Linked DNA regions of Homo sapiens: region 1 is linked to region 2. The links are chromatin loops, found by intact Hi-C in ENCODE. Cell type or tissue: mammary epithelial cell. All regions are shown on one strand. Each heading gives the region's core, and the rest is flanking DNA. Links, peaks and the distances in the headings are about the cores only.

What was found. A loop is a pair of places that touch in the nucleus more often than their neighbours do. Peaks named below come from ENCODE experiments on the same cell type or tissue, not always from the same donor. Only the 100,000 strongest peaks of a DNase experiment are listed, where the experiment ranks them.
Region 1: it touches region 2 in a loop (7-fold over the local background); 2 of 110 quality-filtered maps call a loop at or near these places.

What each region holds. Positions count from the first base shown.
Region 1 is chr14:43,498,620-43,506,931 of GRCh38, forward strand. No RefSeq gene overlaps it. Among named protein-coding and RNA genes, the nearest start is that of LINC02307, 880 kb to the right of the region's middle. In mammary epithelial cell, for the core only: a CTCF peak has its summit at 5,111 (motif pointing right); no DNase peak of the experiment used is centred there.
Region 2 is chr14:42,221,350-42,229,661 of GRCh38, forward strand. No RefSeq gene overlaps it. Among named protein-coding and RNA genes, the nearest start is that of LRFN5, 620 kb to the left of the region's middle. In mammary epithelial cell, for the core only: a CTCF peak has its summit at 3,134 (motif pointing right); a DNase peak (open chromatin) is centred at 2,052; H3K27ac peaks cover 293 bases.

The DNA.
Region 1 (8,312 bases), core at 239-8,238, 1.3 Mb after region 2:
GAAGGACCTCTTCTAGGATAACTACACACCACTCTCAAAGAAATCAGAAGTGAAACAAACAAATGGAAAAACATTTCATGCTCATTGATAGGAAGAATCAATATCGTGAAAATGATTATACTATCCAAAGCAATTTATATATTCAATGCTATTCCCATTAAACTATCATTGACATTCTTCACAGAATTAGAAAAACCTATTTTAAAATTCATATGAAATCAAATAAGAGCCCAAATAGCCAAGACAATTCTAAGCAAAAAGAACAAAGCTGGGCCCATCATGCTGCCTGAATTTAAACTATACTAAAAGGCAACAATAACCAAAACAACATGGTACTGGTATAACAACAGATACGTAGACTAATGGAACAGAATAGAGAACTCAGAAGTAAGACTGCACAACTACAGATATTAGATCTTTGACAAACCTTACAAAAAAAAGCTATGGGGAAAAGATTCTCTATTTCATAAGCGGTGCTGGGAGAACTGGCCTGCCATATGCATAAAACTGAAAGTCAACCCCTTCCTTAAACCAAATACAAAAATTAACTCAAGATTGATTAAAGCCTTAAATGTAAAACCCCAAACTATGAAAACTCTAGAAGAAAACCTAGGCAATACCATTTAGGATATTTTCATGAGCAAGTATTTTATGACAAAAACCCAAAAAGCAATTGCAACAAAAGCAAAAATTGACACATGGAATCTAATTCAACTACAGAGCTTGTGCCCATCAAAAGAAGCTATCATCAGCGTGAACAGACAACCTATAGAATGGGAGAAAATTTTTGCAACCTATCCATCTGACAAAGGTCTAATATCCAGAGTCTACAAGGAACTTAAACCAATTTACAAGAAAAAAACAAACAACTGCATTAAGAAGTGAGCAAAGGACATGAACAGACAATTCTCAAAAAAAGGCATACATGTGGCCAACAAACAGATGAAAAAAAGCTCAACATCTCTGATCATTAGGTAAATGCAAATCAAAACTACAGTGATATACCATCTCACACCAGTCAGAATGGCTATTTCTGAAAAGTCAAAAACAACAGATTCTGGCAAGCTTTCAGAGAAAATGAAATGCTTTAACACTGTTGGTGGGAGTGTAAATTAATTCAACCATTGTGGAAGACACTGTGGCAATTCCTCAAAGACCTAAAGGCAGAAATACCATTTGACCTAGCAATACTATTATGGGCATATACTCACAGGAATATAAATAATTCTATTATAAAGATACATGCAAGTGTATATTCATGCAGTGCTATTCACAATAGCAAAGACATGGAATAAACCTAAATGCCCATAAATGATAGACTGGATATAGAAAATGTGGTACATATACATCATGGAATACTATGTGGCCATAAAAAGGAACGAGATCATGTCCTTTGCAGAGACATGGATGGAGTTGGAAGCCATTATCCTCAGCAAACTAATGCAGAAACAGATAAACACCATATGTTCTAATAATTGGGAGGTGAATGATAAAAACACATGGACGCATTGGAGGTAACAACACACACTGAGGCTTGTTGGAGTCCATGGGGGAGGGTTAGCATCAGGAAGAATAGCTAATGGATGTTGGGCTATCACCTAGGTGATAGGATGATCTGTGCAGCAAACGAATATGGCAAACATTTACCTATGTAACAAACCCGCACATCCTGCACGTGTACCCCCGAATTTAAAACAAAAGTTAAAGAAATATATAAATTATATAGACCTGTAGGTATTTTTCTGTAACCCCAATGATCAGATAAAGCAAGGACACAGTTTAAGTTCAAAAGTATAGAGCAAAAATTTGGATATTACTATATAGCACAGAAAAAATTTTCAATATTCTTGTTTCTAGTCTTCTTCCTCTCTCTACTAATAGCATTATATTGAGCAAAACCCATGCAGGAAAATTTTGAACAAACACTTCATAAAGGGAGATACTCAAATGGCCAATAAGCACATGAAAAATTTGATCAATATCATTAGTTACCAGAGATGAAAAGCTAAAACCATAATGATTTAACATTACACACAACCTGAATGATAATTTTAAAATATTGACGACACTGAATTGTGTTTGTAGAGCAACTGAAACACTCACAAACTGCTGATAGAAGCATATATCTACTTTGAAAATCAGTTTGATACCTTCTTCAAACTATGATACATGAGTTTTATTTATCAAAGATAAATAAAAACATGACCACAGAAAGCCTTAGACAAAGAATTTTCATAGTAGCTTTATTTGTAGCAAGCAAAATCTGCAAATACCCAACAATAGCTATTCATCATCAGGGAAACTGATAAACTATGACATATTTATAAAATATAATTTTACTAAGGAACAGAAAGGAAGAAACTATTGATCTGTGTAAAAATACAGATGCCAGGATTTTGCTGAGAGTCATTTTGGTGAAAAATAGAACAAAATATACTGTCTGATTCTATTTATAAGAAGCTCTGGATTAGACAATAGAAATCTATGATGATAGGAAAAATATCTGAGAGCAGGAAGTATGGAAACTTGACTGGAAGCTGCATAAGGAAACAATAAAAATTCTACATTTTGATAAGGGTGTGATTATATGGCCTTATTAATTTTTTAAAACCCACTGAACTATAGAATTATCTATGTATTTTATCATATTTATATATCAATAAGATGAATTACTGAAAAAACCCGCAAGTCAGCAGCTTAAAATATACATCATTTTTAATTAAAATAAACAAATTGAACTACTATTAGATTCGGTTTGGGCTCTAAATTGATATTAATCCTTGGAGACTTTCTTGGCCATTATTAAATTGACTAGCATGGTTGTAACTATGAATTGTGAGTCCACATTGCTTTCTCATCCCTTATAGGTGGCATCACTTCTTCATCCCTTTTAAGAGCCATCATTTCTTAAAAGGAAGTCCTCCAATAAACAGGATAAGGGAGTAGACATTCTCCATGTTCACAAATACATCAGCACAAATCCAATTTCATTAACCTTATCCTTTTCTGTATTCAGAATGTTCAAGCAATTAAATATTGAAAATATTTATAAACGATGATTTATTTGAACGATTGCAATGACAGGGTTAGTTAGACAAGCTATGAGGTGTCATTTCTATTTAAAGCCTGTCCATGATGTTATAAGATTATGTACCCATCAGTCCACCAAGTTTTCTGTAGTATAATCAACAAGTAATTTATAATATATCTTATAATTTATTTTATCAGTGTATTTTATTTTTCTCCAACTTTATATGATAATTATATCATTCCCTTAAATATTATTTTATAACTATTAAACTTACATATCACCTAAAAGGGATAGAATGTTATAGACATCAGGTTATTCGGTAATTATTAAATGTGTCAGTTTAAATGTAAGTGGTTAGTTCATAAAAACATACATATGTAGCAGTCTGATTACTGAGAGATATAATTATTATATTTTATATACGTGTAGGAAATGTTAATCCAGAAAGTGTGGTTTTTAAAATGATACCTGGGAGCCAAGAACTGGGTTTTAGATTTTGTTATATGGAAGATAAACTTAAAGATGAAAATCTGCTATATTTCAAGTGATGCATAAGGCCACTTCCAAATTGCAAATTAAAAATGGCATCAGAAAGCAACTCCCTGAAGCAAAATGATCTGAAATCCATGATAGCAAAAGTAACAGGTTTCTTCTGTCTGTCAGTAAATTCATAACAAAGGCATGGGAAGGCAAACTAATCACAGCAGAGCTAAACTACAGGATAATTTGTTCTTACAGGAACTTGATTTAACATTTTACCATTTTCCAAAGAGCATGATTCAGAATGGTCATATTTCAAGTTCTAGGAGAGTCCATGAGGTATCTTTATCTCTTAACACATACAATGATATACATTCTTTCTTTGTCATTATTATTTTTGTTTCTAGCTAGAAATATAGTGTTTGTATCTAAAAGCTTCTATCAGTCCACAACATGTAAAGTAAAACTCTTACTTTTATCTGCTCTTAAGGTATTCCTGTTGGCAGTTGTAGTTTAACGTATGTTTCTAGTTTGTACTGGGAATTTTTAATAAAACATAAAATGATATTTCATACACATAAAATACATATGTATGTATGCTGATACAAGTACACATTAATATGTATATTTCAAAATATGTGTTGATTTGTACACTGAGGAGGGACCTATTTTTGTCTCTGCATGAAAAACATAATGATGTGCTTAAGGATTGTGGAAGAGGAGACTGGAGAGGAGCGGAGGGGAGGGGAGGGGAGAGGAGAGGAGGAGAGGAGAGGAGAGGAGAGGAGATTATTTATGAAGAGCCAAGATGCCTTCCTACAGGGCAAGAACAAAAACCTCATTACCTTTCTCCTGAAATTTGCATCTATTTAAACACCTGAGGGTCAACCGCAAAGCTCAGTAGAAAAAATGAGTCCCCTGACATAAAATCAAGATATAAAGATAAAAGAAATAAAACCCACGGACTTGTTCCTAAGAGACAGGCTAACAGTTGTGACTATAAATTTATATCTACAATGTGGTTGACACTGGAATCTAGCAGAGTCAAACCTTCCTGTGAGAATTTAGACTTAAATGTCATCTAGTTTGAAATGTAAGCCCAGGTTTTGTATAAAAGATTCTAGGCTGATCCTACCACTATATGGGTGGTAGGAAGAATTTTTTTCTTAAATTTTGCACTTTGAAACACTGTAAAGGTACTAAACATTTACAGTTGGAAAAAACTCAAACTCAAAATTTGAGTTGTTTTCCAAGCTCAAAGGTGGGACTAAGAGTGACTGATTTTGTGGATAAGACTCAGAATTCAGTTGTCTTCATGAATCATGATAGGAAGGGGAAAACCAGGAGGATAGGACAACATTATAGGATAAGTGAGACTGTGAATCAAGATGTGTAATTCTAGTTAAAAACAAAAACAAACAAAACCAACACAAAACCTGCAAACAAAAAAGCAAAAAAAAATGTGACTATCTTTTGGAGTGCAAACTGGCATAGTAGGATACATAATACTGATAAATTAACAGAAGCTTCCTAAATTCCTGAAGTATATATGCAATGCATATAATCTATCTTATCCAACAGGTGGCTCCAAAGACTCATTTGACTTTTCTTGTAATGCAAAAAAATCTGAGTATGGAGCATTGTAAACTTTAATATACTTGACAACCAAGCCCTGAGTTTAATAAAGGGCATGAGATAACCAAATAAAGAAAAGCTTCCTTTCTGGAATCAGATGCTGTTACTGGAGTGTGAGTGGCAATAATAATTATCACTAGTCAGCTGAAATCACAGAAGTTTATGTTCCACAATAATGCAAAATAAAGAAGAAGTTAAAGATGAGTTTTAAAAGTTAACCTCAAAGTCACTGGAGATGAATAAGCTGTTACACTTAATTAAAAAAAAAAAAAAAAACCCTTGCCATAAAGTGCCTATGTTCCTTTAGCTACATGATATGTGTGTTAATTAATAATCAAAGTTCAGCCTGAAGGAAATTTGGTACAGTAATTTGTTAAAGTAAAAGTGAATTTGAAATGTGCTATCAATTCTAATTGAGTTATAAAAAAAAATCCCCAGGAAGAAGATTTTTTTTAAATAGTTTTAAGTTAAAACAAAAAAAACTTTCAAAAAGGAAGTAACACTGACTGGGGAATAGTTTTATGAAACATATTCTAGAACTTTAGTTTTCTAAGATATTGTGATCAACATAAAACGATGTTTTTCAGGAAAATCATTATCAGTTAATGGCAGATAATGGCATAATGTAGGCTAAAATCAGGTGAAGAGTGATAGCATCAGGATTTACTCATCTGAACGGTTTCTCTTTCCCTCAAGGGTCAGATAAATTGGACTAACTTCTGAAACACAGTATTATCTGAAATGCTATCAGCAGTTACCTTTGTATAGATAATTCAACTGCATAAGAATTATTTTGTACTTATACTGTGTTCAGGATTATCTCAAGTGATATAATGAGGAGTAAAAAAAGTATACAATTTTGTCCATTCAAGAAGATTATATTCTTCTTGAGAAAAAGCAGCGTGCAAATATAAAGCCAGTAGCTAATGATAGAAAAATATGTCATGTTTCTAAATTGTTGGTTCAAATTGTTAGAGTAGGTTACAGTATTTGCTGCTCTCATTGTCAATAAGTAAGACAGACGTTGGTCTGAAAAAATGGAAATTATTCAAATGCTAGAAGAGTAGGGCATATGAGAAATAGTGGATAAAAACATTCATCACAAAGAAGAAAATGAATAAATTATGTAAAATAATTCCCCTGGCCTGATGAACTTCTTTCACTGGGAAAAATGAGAATGCACTTTTGAAAGGGAATTTTTTAAATTCTTTAAAAGCCAATTTCAGCAGCTTCTCCAATAGAGTAGCTTCTGAAAAAGTACATGGCCATAAAATAGGAGTAATTTAGGTATTTTCAACCTGTCTGGATATTACTTTAAAGCTAAAGATTCTGTATAGCTAGGTACCCTAATGAACCTTGTAATAATGAACCTATTCCTCTTTCTGTGCAATCCCTTCCCACATCAAATAGGGTTGACCTATATAACAAATAGAGCATTGCAAAAATGACAATGTGTGATTCTGAGACCAGGTAATCCAAGGCATTGTGGCTACTTTATGCTCTAAGGAATCACTCTCTGTGGGATATCATGAGGATACTCAAGCAGTCTTTTGGAAAGGCCCGTGTAATGTGAAAATGTCACTGTGTGTCAAGAGCCAGCAAGGAACTGGGCCTTCCTCTTAGCTATTTGTGAAAACCTTCTAGAGAATGGTTCTACAGTCTAGTCCAGACCTCAATTGACTGCAGCTCCAGTTGACATCTGTGCTACATCCTTATGAAAGAACCTGAGATAGAATCACCCAGCTAAGTCATTTCCAAGTACCGTACCCTCAGAAATTATGAAATAGTAAATGTGTAATTGTTTAAGTTGCTAGTTGTGGGTAATTTGTTATGCAGCAGTAGATAACAAATACAAAAGCCTTACTCTTAAGTAGTAGTGGTAAATGAATGCAAAAAGAAAATAAGAAACTTCCAACACTCTATGTTTAGTCTACTAAATATTCTAAATGCTTTCTGACAATCAAATAATTTTTCCTTATTAAAATATTGATTCTAAAGCCTGATGAATTTAGACATGTGAATACACATGTTAATTATACATCTTCTCTAATTAATACAAATATTTCCCCTGTATAGGTTCAATTAGGAGATTAAATATGGAGTTATTAAGAATTATCTATCATCAAAATTAAAGATGTCAATGAGCCATTATCAGTATGATCAGCATATTCCAAGAGCATCTGAGCGAGTCGTTTATACTATTTTGACTAAGTTAAACTTTGTTGATCTTAGGTAAATGATAACCTGATGTTCTAAAAATCTCTAATACTGAACTAGCTTCATTGTTACCTTTGGAAAAATATGACTCTTCTTTATTTTGAGACAGAGTAATGTGCTGCTTGAGCAGGTGTTGAATTCTGGAGGGGATGAAAATATGCTTAACTCAGAAATTATTTTACTTATTAAAATTCCCTTTCACTGACATTTATTGTAGTTTTGTCAGAATAACTTCAGTGCTGACAAGTTTTAAATAGCATGGAATCTGCTATTAGAGGATTTGGAAATTCTGAATAGAAAATTAAAACATTGCAAGTTTTACCAGGAGTTTTCATGTTTTACTTCAAAGTCTTATTCGTTTAATCAACCTGATTCTCACTTGTGAGGGAGTTGAGCTGCTTTCAATTTTACATTAGTTTTGATTATGTGCTTTCAAGCAGAAGGATGATAAGAAGAGCAATAAAATAATCTTCCTCAAGTTGTGAAAGAATGGCCATTCTTCTTGGCCTGCACAGGAAAGAACACATCTCCCTAGGATGGATTAAGAGAGCTTTCAGCACCTTTTTTGCTAGGTCACAGCTTCTCACATTCTATATCAAAATAGGTTTCATTGTTTTGTTTTTTTTTTTTAGTAACTTCAGTCATATTCTTCTAGGTTATTTCACTTCTTTTCATAAGAGAAATTGAAAGTATCTAATATTTAAGAATCCATAATAGTCTGCCTTCCAAATGAAAGAGTGAACTTAATGGTGAGAACTCATCCCATCTTTATCTAATCTGAAGCACCAAGAGGTTCTCAAAAACATGCCTGGTTGCATAAGAGTGCATAAATTTAACAATTGGTGCTCAAGTATAAATGGAAATATTTGGGCCTGTAACTATTTAGAGTCATGAAAATAATTGGTCTATGTGTGTTTAACATACTTTTAAATAAGACATGTATGCAAGT
Region 2 (8,312 bases), core at 95-8,094:
GAAAGGGTGAAGATCATAAAACTACCTATTGGGTTCCGTGCTTATTACCTGCATGACAAACCTGTATGACCTGTACACCAAACCCCTGTGACACACGATTTACCTATATAACTAATTTGCACATGTGCCTCTGAACCTACAATAAAGTTAAAGATACCTGTTTTATATACATTTTTGGATAGCTAATTAAAATACTCTTCTAATTTTGTGGTTTCTTCTCAATTTCACATCTGTATCGCCCCTTCAGAGACACCTCACATTCTTCTTGTTATCACAATTCTCTGCATTGTTTTTGCACATCCTCCACCATCTCTTTTACTGTGATTCTTTCTTTGTGTCTTAGTATCTTTCAGCCCTTCTCAGGCAGTTGGTGCAGCAAACGTCATGAATATCAGTGGCCCATATTCATTAATTTGGGACATCATTTCTTTTGTCTTTAAGATATTTCTATTGTGTTTTGTTGTTATTATGGTATCTTTATGTAATCACTATGCTACTGAAAGTAAGAGTTTAATTTGTTAAATGCTAGCTGGCTTTATTGTATATGAATGAATAGATTGAAAATATCATGTGTCTGGCTCCTTTCTTCCTTCACTTTTTCCTTCTTTCTCTTTCAATCCACAAACATTAAACCGTGCAGTTGTTAAAAAAACCAGATGCCAAAGCTAAACTGATAGTGTTTAAATCCAAACTGTGCTCCTAGTAACTGTGATCTTGGATAAATTCCTTAATTTCTCTGAGTCTCAATTTTCTCATGTATAAAATAAGAATAATTACAGCAGTTGTGGCAGCTAGAATAATGACTCCCTAAAGATGCTCATGTCCTAATCATCAGAACCTGTGTGCTACTTCACATGGCAGAAGGGATTTTGCAGATGTGACTAAGCATCATTAGAAAGGGAGGTAATCCTTAAAAGAGAAATAGAGAGGAAGGAGAGTCAGAGCAGAAGATGTAATGGAGGCAGATAACCAGAGTGATATAGCATGATAAATACGTGACCGGCTATGGATGACTTTGAAGATGGAGAAATTGAGCCTGAGCCAAAAATGTGGGTGGCTTCTGGAAGCTGGAAAAGGCAAGGAAATTGATGCTCCTTTCTTCCTTGCAGAAAAAACACAGCCATGCTGACACTTTGATTTTATCTCAGTGAGAGCCATTTTGGAATCCTGGCCTCTGGAAGTATAGGACAGTAAATCTGTGTTAAGCCACCAAGTGTGTAATAATTTGTCATAGCAGTAATAAATGACTGTTATAGTAGGACTTCTAGAAAATATGAGAGTTAATATTAGTAAAACAATTCAAAGAATATCTTGCTTATAATAAGCTATACAGATACGTTTTTGTAAAATACATAAGTAATATAACTAAAGAAATAAGTATTGAGAAGTATTGAGTGTCTTCTACAAGCACTTTACCCACAGGTAGACAGAAAATATGTATAAAGAATTGGCCCTCCACATATTGCGTGTGTGTGTGTGTGTGTGTGTGTGTGTGTGTGTGTAATAGCTCCTGAGGTACCGAGGGGTTTGGCACATCCGTGTACAAAATGACAGGCACATGCAGTAGGTACCATCTGTAGTTGCTTTAATGATGCTCTTCTAGTACTTTTAGATATAATTCTGTGAACATAATGCTCACCTCTGAATGGTTAAATACTGAGAAAGAAGAAAGCTTTCAGATCTTTCTATAAAACAGTACTTTCAGTTCAGAGAGCTGGTTTCAGTTCAAAAACCCCCAATTTAGTTTTAGAGAAAATCCCCAAAGTATCAGTGTACACAGAAGTGCTTGAATAGAAAAAAAGCCTTGACTTCTGAGAGGAAGTAAAAACTGCACTTGAATAATCACCAATCCTCTCAGAAAAGTCTGCAGAGAAAACCTGATGCAGCTGGCCCACTTAGGATCGACTTTTCAGGTGTTCTTCTTCAGTGAATAGGTTGCAGATGTCAGTATAATCACAGCAGATGGCTATCCCTCTTAGTTCTCAGAGAGCGGTGCTCTGAAACTCCCTCTCTGCCAGTTGGGCTGACTCAGTACTTTTGTGACTCCAATTACTATAGCCGTGCAATGCCAAACCACATGCCTGACTCTTGGGAGAGGAGCTGTTGTTCTCTTCCCTGACCTGCTTGAATGACAACCTAGAAACACAGACATGAAACATGCCTCAAGAGATACGAAAAAATTACTTCAAACACCCACAGCCCAGAAACAGATTAGGAAAAACTGCAGTTCTTGGGGGTTCCCTTTGGAGAGATGATCAAGGAGATTATCTCTATTCTCAGAATACATAGTATTTTTCAGGACATCAATAATTTAGGGAAACTGAAACCCTGCTAGATCATCATTATATATTTTTCAGAAAGATCTATCTATATGTTTTACTATAAGTACAGTTTGACTTCCAGAAAATAGAAAAAAAAATCTTCAGTTTTCCAGTACTAAAACTAAAGAAAAAAACTCAAAAAGTATTTTATTTGCATTTTAGAGAAAACCTGTGTGTATCACTAATTTATTAAGTATGTAATTTTTACTAAGCACTGTTCTACATGCATCATTTTAATCATCGTAACTTGCTCAAATATGTTGATTCAATGGTGTGTACCTCATAGATAGGAATTTCAAGATATATGTAAAAACTGTTTGAGGATAAACACAAGTCCAGATTTGTCTAACTCCAAAGCCTTTGCTAGTAGCAATTCAACAATTCTGTCTTTAAGAGCCTTTTCTGGGGACAGTATGATTATCCAAAAACACACAGGGCAAAATTTCAAATAGGAAGGAAAAATTCACACAAACACATACACCTATGTGTCTACTCCTAAGAGTCTGGTATTTCATATTTTCTCTGTGACCTTATCTGTTACATCTCTGGATATTGAACTTGACTGTGCACAGCTGCTTTACTAAATATTAAAAACCCAGAGGAAGCACAGAGAAGCTTGCACCACAGAGGGCCCAACAGTGCCTTTATCAGAAGGCCATAGTACTAAATCAATGTAACCAAAATGTACTTTCATCTCAAAGTGCTCAAATCAGAGAAGTTACTTGAAAAATGCAACACATTTATCTTCCAGACAACAGATTCCTGGTGGGTTACTCCTCCATTCTCCCTAATCTGTGTGATTTCAGTCCACCAGGGGGTGCCAGAGCAACAAGGAGAGCAGTGCAATTCCAAGGAAGGGGACATAGATTTTCTTCTAAATATGACTGATCCATGAAGAAAAGTGTCTCCTATTGGCAAATTCCTGATAAACTGATACTTTACAAAAGTCCATGGTTTTTATTTTAGTTAAGGGAAAATAAATCTATTTTATATATTCATGTGCTATTTATGTATATAGATAGTTCTACAACTTTGTTTATCTGTTAGAATATTTTTTCCTGCCAAATTTGTCAGACTTATTATCAAGAGGTAATTCATTTCGCTTTCTGCCTTTTTTTTTGCCGTTTAATATGGCTCCTAACAGAAAAGCAGAAAAGGTCTGCTAAAATGATGGGAGGCATATAGTAAAATTGGCTACATAACAATAGAGGTAGTGGTGTTTGGGGGAAAAAAAAGCGTTTTTAGAAAATATGTAAACTTCTTAGAACTCCACAAAGTAGATACTACTTATAATAGTATTGCTAAGAAATTTTATAAAGTGAAAGTTCTCATTTCATGTATCTCATTGCACCACTGATTTTTTAAATATGGTTTCTGTTTTTATCCTTTTTTGTGTATATTTGTGGAAGTGTACGTGTGTCACATGTCTGTCATATAATATATGTAGCATATATATTTTATAACAATAGATTTATACTATGCGTGTATGTATAATTTGCACAGTTTCTTTTTATTCACTTCATATATCATGAACATCTTTCTACATTAGGACATAAATAACAAGTTCGTTTTTTCCATAGCTTTATGAAGGGATAATTGACAAATAAAAATTTGTCAGACTGTACTACCCCACTTTAGGTTAATTGCAACTACTTCATGTTAATTCTTTTATTTTACCTGACTTTAGAGCAGTGGTCCCCAAACTTTAATCTGCATATGGATCACCTGGGTATCTTATAAAAATAATAAACTAGAGCTGTCTAATTTTACAGGTAAAGCTATGCCAAGAATTCACTGTTTTTATTATAATGCATTTGATTTTAGCACACTGGTGACAAATGGCTCAAAGAAGAAAAAAAATATATTGTAAAGAAACACACACAGCAAGCCTCAGGAAATGTATGATCCAGGGCAACTGTGAGGGGTTCAGCCTAAGAAATTCTTAGACCTTCACTGTGGTATTTTGTCACTAATCAGAACTTATTTACAATTTACTAAATCAGTATGCTTGTGCTATCCAGTTCAACATCCCAAATGAAGTAACTATATTGTTTGTTGACTGGCAATTAAATAATTTTCCATGGGCCAGATGGTCACATTTGAGACAATAAGCTATGATTATGGAAAGGGGGTTCACGAGGTATGACATTAATCTCAGATCCATTCTTTTAATCAAGCACACATAGGTTTCAATTCTTAAAGGATAAATTATGGGCAGAAGGAGCAAAACAAAATGCATTTCATATAAATTTTCTTCTTGTTGTTTTGTTTGGTTTTGTTTTGTTTTCTAGTAGCAACTTTGTTTAGCATTCCGTAGGTTGCTACAGTAAAAATGAGCATGGTGCAGATTGCTATGGCAGGAAACTACTATAAAGCAGACTAACCTGGCAGTGTGGTTTTGGGCACATGATCTCAGCTAAAACTATGGCACTGAGAGTCAATATGGAGCTGAAGTTAATTGAGAAGACTAGAATCCTTTTGGAGAAAATAGAGTAATCCCAAAATTCCTACAAGGTTTCCAGGTAGCTTCATGGGAATCTCATGATAAGATAAAAGAGAATAAATTATAGCACATTAAAACTTCCCCCCAAATTTTAGAGTTAACTAATCCACTTCATTGAGCCCTAAACTTATTATGTACTATTAGTTTTGAATTTCAACTTTTATTTTAGATATAAGGGCCACAGGTGTAGGTTTGTTACATAGGTATACTGCACCCAGGTAGTAAGAATAGTACTCAATAGGTAGCTTTTCAGCCCATGCCCCACATCATCCCTCCTGCCACTGGTGGTCCATAGTGTCTGTTGTTTCCAGGTTTATGTTCATATGTGCTCAATCTTTAGCTCCCACTTATAAGTGAGAACATGCAATATTTAGTTTTATGTTCCTGTGTTCACTTAAAATTATGGCCTTCAGCTCCATCCATGTTGCTGCAAAGGATACGATTTCATTCTTTTTTATGACTGAATAGTATTCCATTGTGTATAAATATCACATTTTCTTTATCCAACAGACCATTACTAGGCATCTAGGTTGATTCCATGTCTTTGCTATTGTGAATAGCACAGTAAGAAGCATATGAGTTCATGTGCCTTTTGGGTATAATGATCTATGTTCCTTTGGGTCAAATTGGTGGCTCTGTTTTAATTTTTTTGAGAAACCTCCTAACTGCTTTCCACAGTGGCTAAACTAATTTATACTCCCACAAACCATGTGTAAGTTTTCCTTTTCCTCTGCAGCCTCACCAGCATTTGTTGTTTTTTAACTTTTTAATAATAGCCATTTTGACTGGTGTGAGATAGTATCTCATTGTGCTTTTGATTTGCATTTCTCTGCTGATTATTGATGATGAGCATTTTTTTCATGTTTGTTGACCACTTGTAGGTCTTCTTTTAAGAAGTGTCTGTTCATGTCCTTTGCCCATTTTTTAAGTGAGGTTATTTGTTTTTTGCTTGTTCACTTAAGTTGCTTACAGATTCTGCCTATTAGATCTTTGTCAGATGCATATGTGGTGAGTATTTTGTCCTATTCTGTAAGTTGTCTGTTCACTCTCAGTTTCTTTTGCTGTGCAGAAGCCCTTTAGTTAGGTTTCAATTGTCAATTTTTGATTTTGTTGCAATTGTTTCTGGGGACTTAGCCAAAAATTCTTTCCCAAGGTTAATGTCCAGAATGGTATTTCCTAGGTAGGATTTTTGCATATGGTGAATGGTAGGGGTCCAGTTTCATTCTTCTGCATATGGCTAGGCCATTATCCCAACACCCCTGGGAAAGAGAGTCCTTTCCCCGTTGCTTGTTTTTCTCAGCCTTGTAGTTGATCAGATGGTTTTAAATGTGTGGCTTTATTTTTGAGATTTTTATTCTGTTTTGCTGGTCTGTGTGTCTGTTTTTATACCAGTACCATGCTGTTTTGGTTAATACAGCCTTATATTAAAGCTATATTAGTTTGAACATATAGTTTGAAATTGGGTAGTTTGATGCCTCTGGCTTTGTTCTTCTTGTTTACAGTTGCTTGGGCTATTTGACCTCATTTTTGGTCCCCTATGAATTTTAGAGTAGCTTTTTCTAATTCTGTGAAGAATGATTTTGGTAATTTGAAGGAATAATGTTAAATTTGTTTGTGGTGATTGTAATGAGATTGTGTTTTTTATTTAACTTTCAGCCTCGACATTGTTGGTGTATAAAAATGCTACTGATTTTTGTATGTTGATTTTGTATCCTGAAACTTTCCTGAATTCATTTTTTGGTTCCAGTAGCCTTTTGGTGGAGTCTTTATAGAGTTTTCTAGGTACAGACTCATCAGTGAAGAGAGATGGTTTGACTTCTTATTTTCCTATTTGTATGATTTTTATTTATTTCTCTTGATTGATTGCTCTGGCTGGGACTTCTGGTACTATGTTGAATAGGAATGGTGAGAGTGAGCATCCTTGTTTTGTTCTAGTTCTCAAGGGCAATGGTTTTAGCTTTTGCCCATGAAGTGTGACATTAGCTATTGGTTTGTCTAAGATTGTTCTTATTATTTTCAAGTATTTTCCCTCAGTGCCTATTGAGGGTTGTTGGGGTTCTTTGTGTTTTTTGTTTTTGTTTTTGTTGTTTTTTTGTTTGTTTGTTTTAAAAAAAAACCATGAAGGTATATTGGATTTTATAGAAGACTTTTTCTATGTCTATTTAGATGATCATACAGTTTTTGGTTTTGATTCTGTTTATATGGTGAGTCACATTTGTTGGTGTGCGCATGTCGAACTAGCCTCTCATTCCAGAAATAAAGCCTGCTTGATGGTGTTGGATAAGCTTTTTGATGTGCTATTAGATTAGATTCTGGTAGAATTCAACTTTGAATCTATCTGGTCAAGGTGGCTGAAGTGTGCTGGAGGTATGAGCAAAGCAGTCTGGTTCTTTGCCCCTTCCTAGTGGCAATGACAGAGGGCCTCTTGGTTGTTTCTTGGAAACTCTTCTCCAGAGAAATGCAGAGCCGTGGCTGGTCAGAGTGATAAGCCACGGTTAAGGCAGCTGCGCTGTGAGCCCAAACCAGGATACCCTGTCTGGTTAAAAGCAGGCGAGGTGAGGGCTGGAGAGGAAGACTGGCCTTCTCTCTGTAGGACAGTTTCAGTGTGTTGCAGGTGGATGAAAGCAATCAGTCTCTTTGTTCCCTGCCTAGCCTGGGGTGAGCAAGGGTGGATACCACAGAGGTGACAATGGCAGAGGGCCTGTAGATTGTCTCTGGGAGCTCCACCCCAGAGAAACGCAGAGCTGTCACCAATTGAAGTGATCAGGTGGGGGTGGGTCGACCGCACTGGAGACCCCAGCTGGGAGGCCCTGCCCTGTGAGGCACAGCAGGGGAAGGGATCCATGTGGAAAACAGTCTGCCCACCTTTTCATACTATAGCTGCAGGGTTTTGGAGGCCCGTGACGGTTCTCTGACTCTTTGTTACCTAGCCTGGGTGAGGGCAGCAGGGGTGGACACCACAGCAGCAGCAGTCATAGGAAGCCTGTGAGTTACCTGTGGGAGGTCTGTCCCAGAGAAATACAGGGCATGACCACCAGAGTGCTTAGACAGGGGTGGGTGGCTGTTCTGGGGGCCCAAGCCAGTGGGCCTTGCCTGTAAGGAGCAGGGGAAGTGGGGCCTCCAGCCTGTCAGCTCCTCAGCACCATGCATGTGGCCCTTATCCTAGGGGCATGTGAGAGAGACTGGCCTCGCTTGTTGGTAGAGCTATGGCAGCTGGAGCTGGGGTGCTCAGGGATCCAAGGCCCGTGGGGCTCCACATGGGCTTGAGCAACGGTTCTGCCTGGACTCTCCAGGCTGTTCTCCACATCAGTCTGGAGGGTGGGGTGGGATGGTGGGGTGATGGCAGTAGGGGTGTCAGAGGGATCTGGTTGCTAAGGTCCATGGCAGAAGTGTGGGTCCCAGGGGCTCTCGTTCACTCACTCTTTCCCCATGGTAGGGAACCACCCCTTGCTCTATGTCAATCTCCCATGGGCAGCGATCCTGCCCCC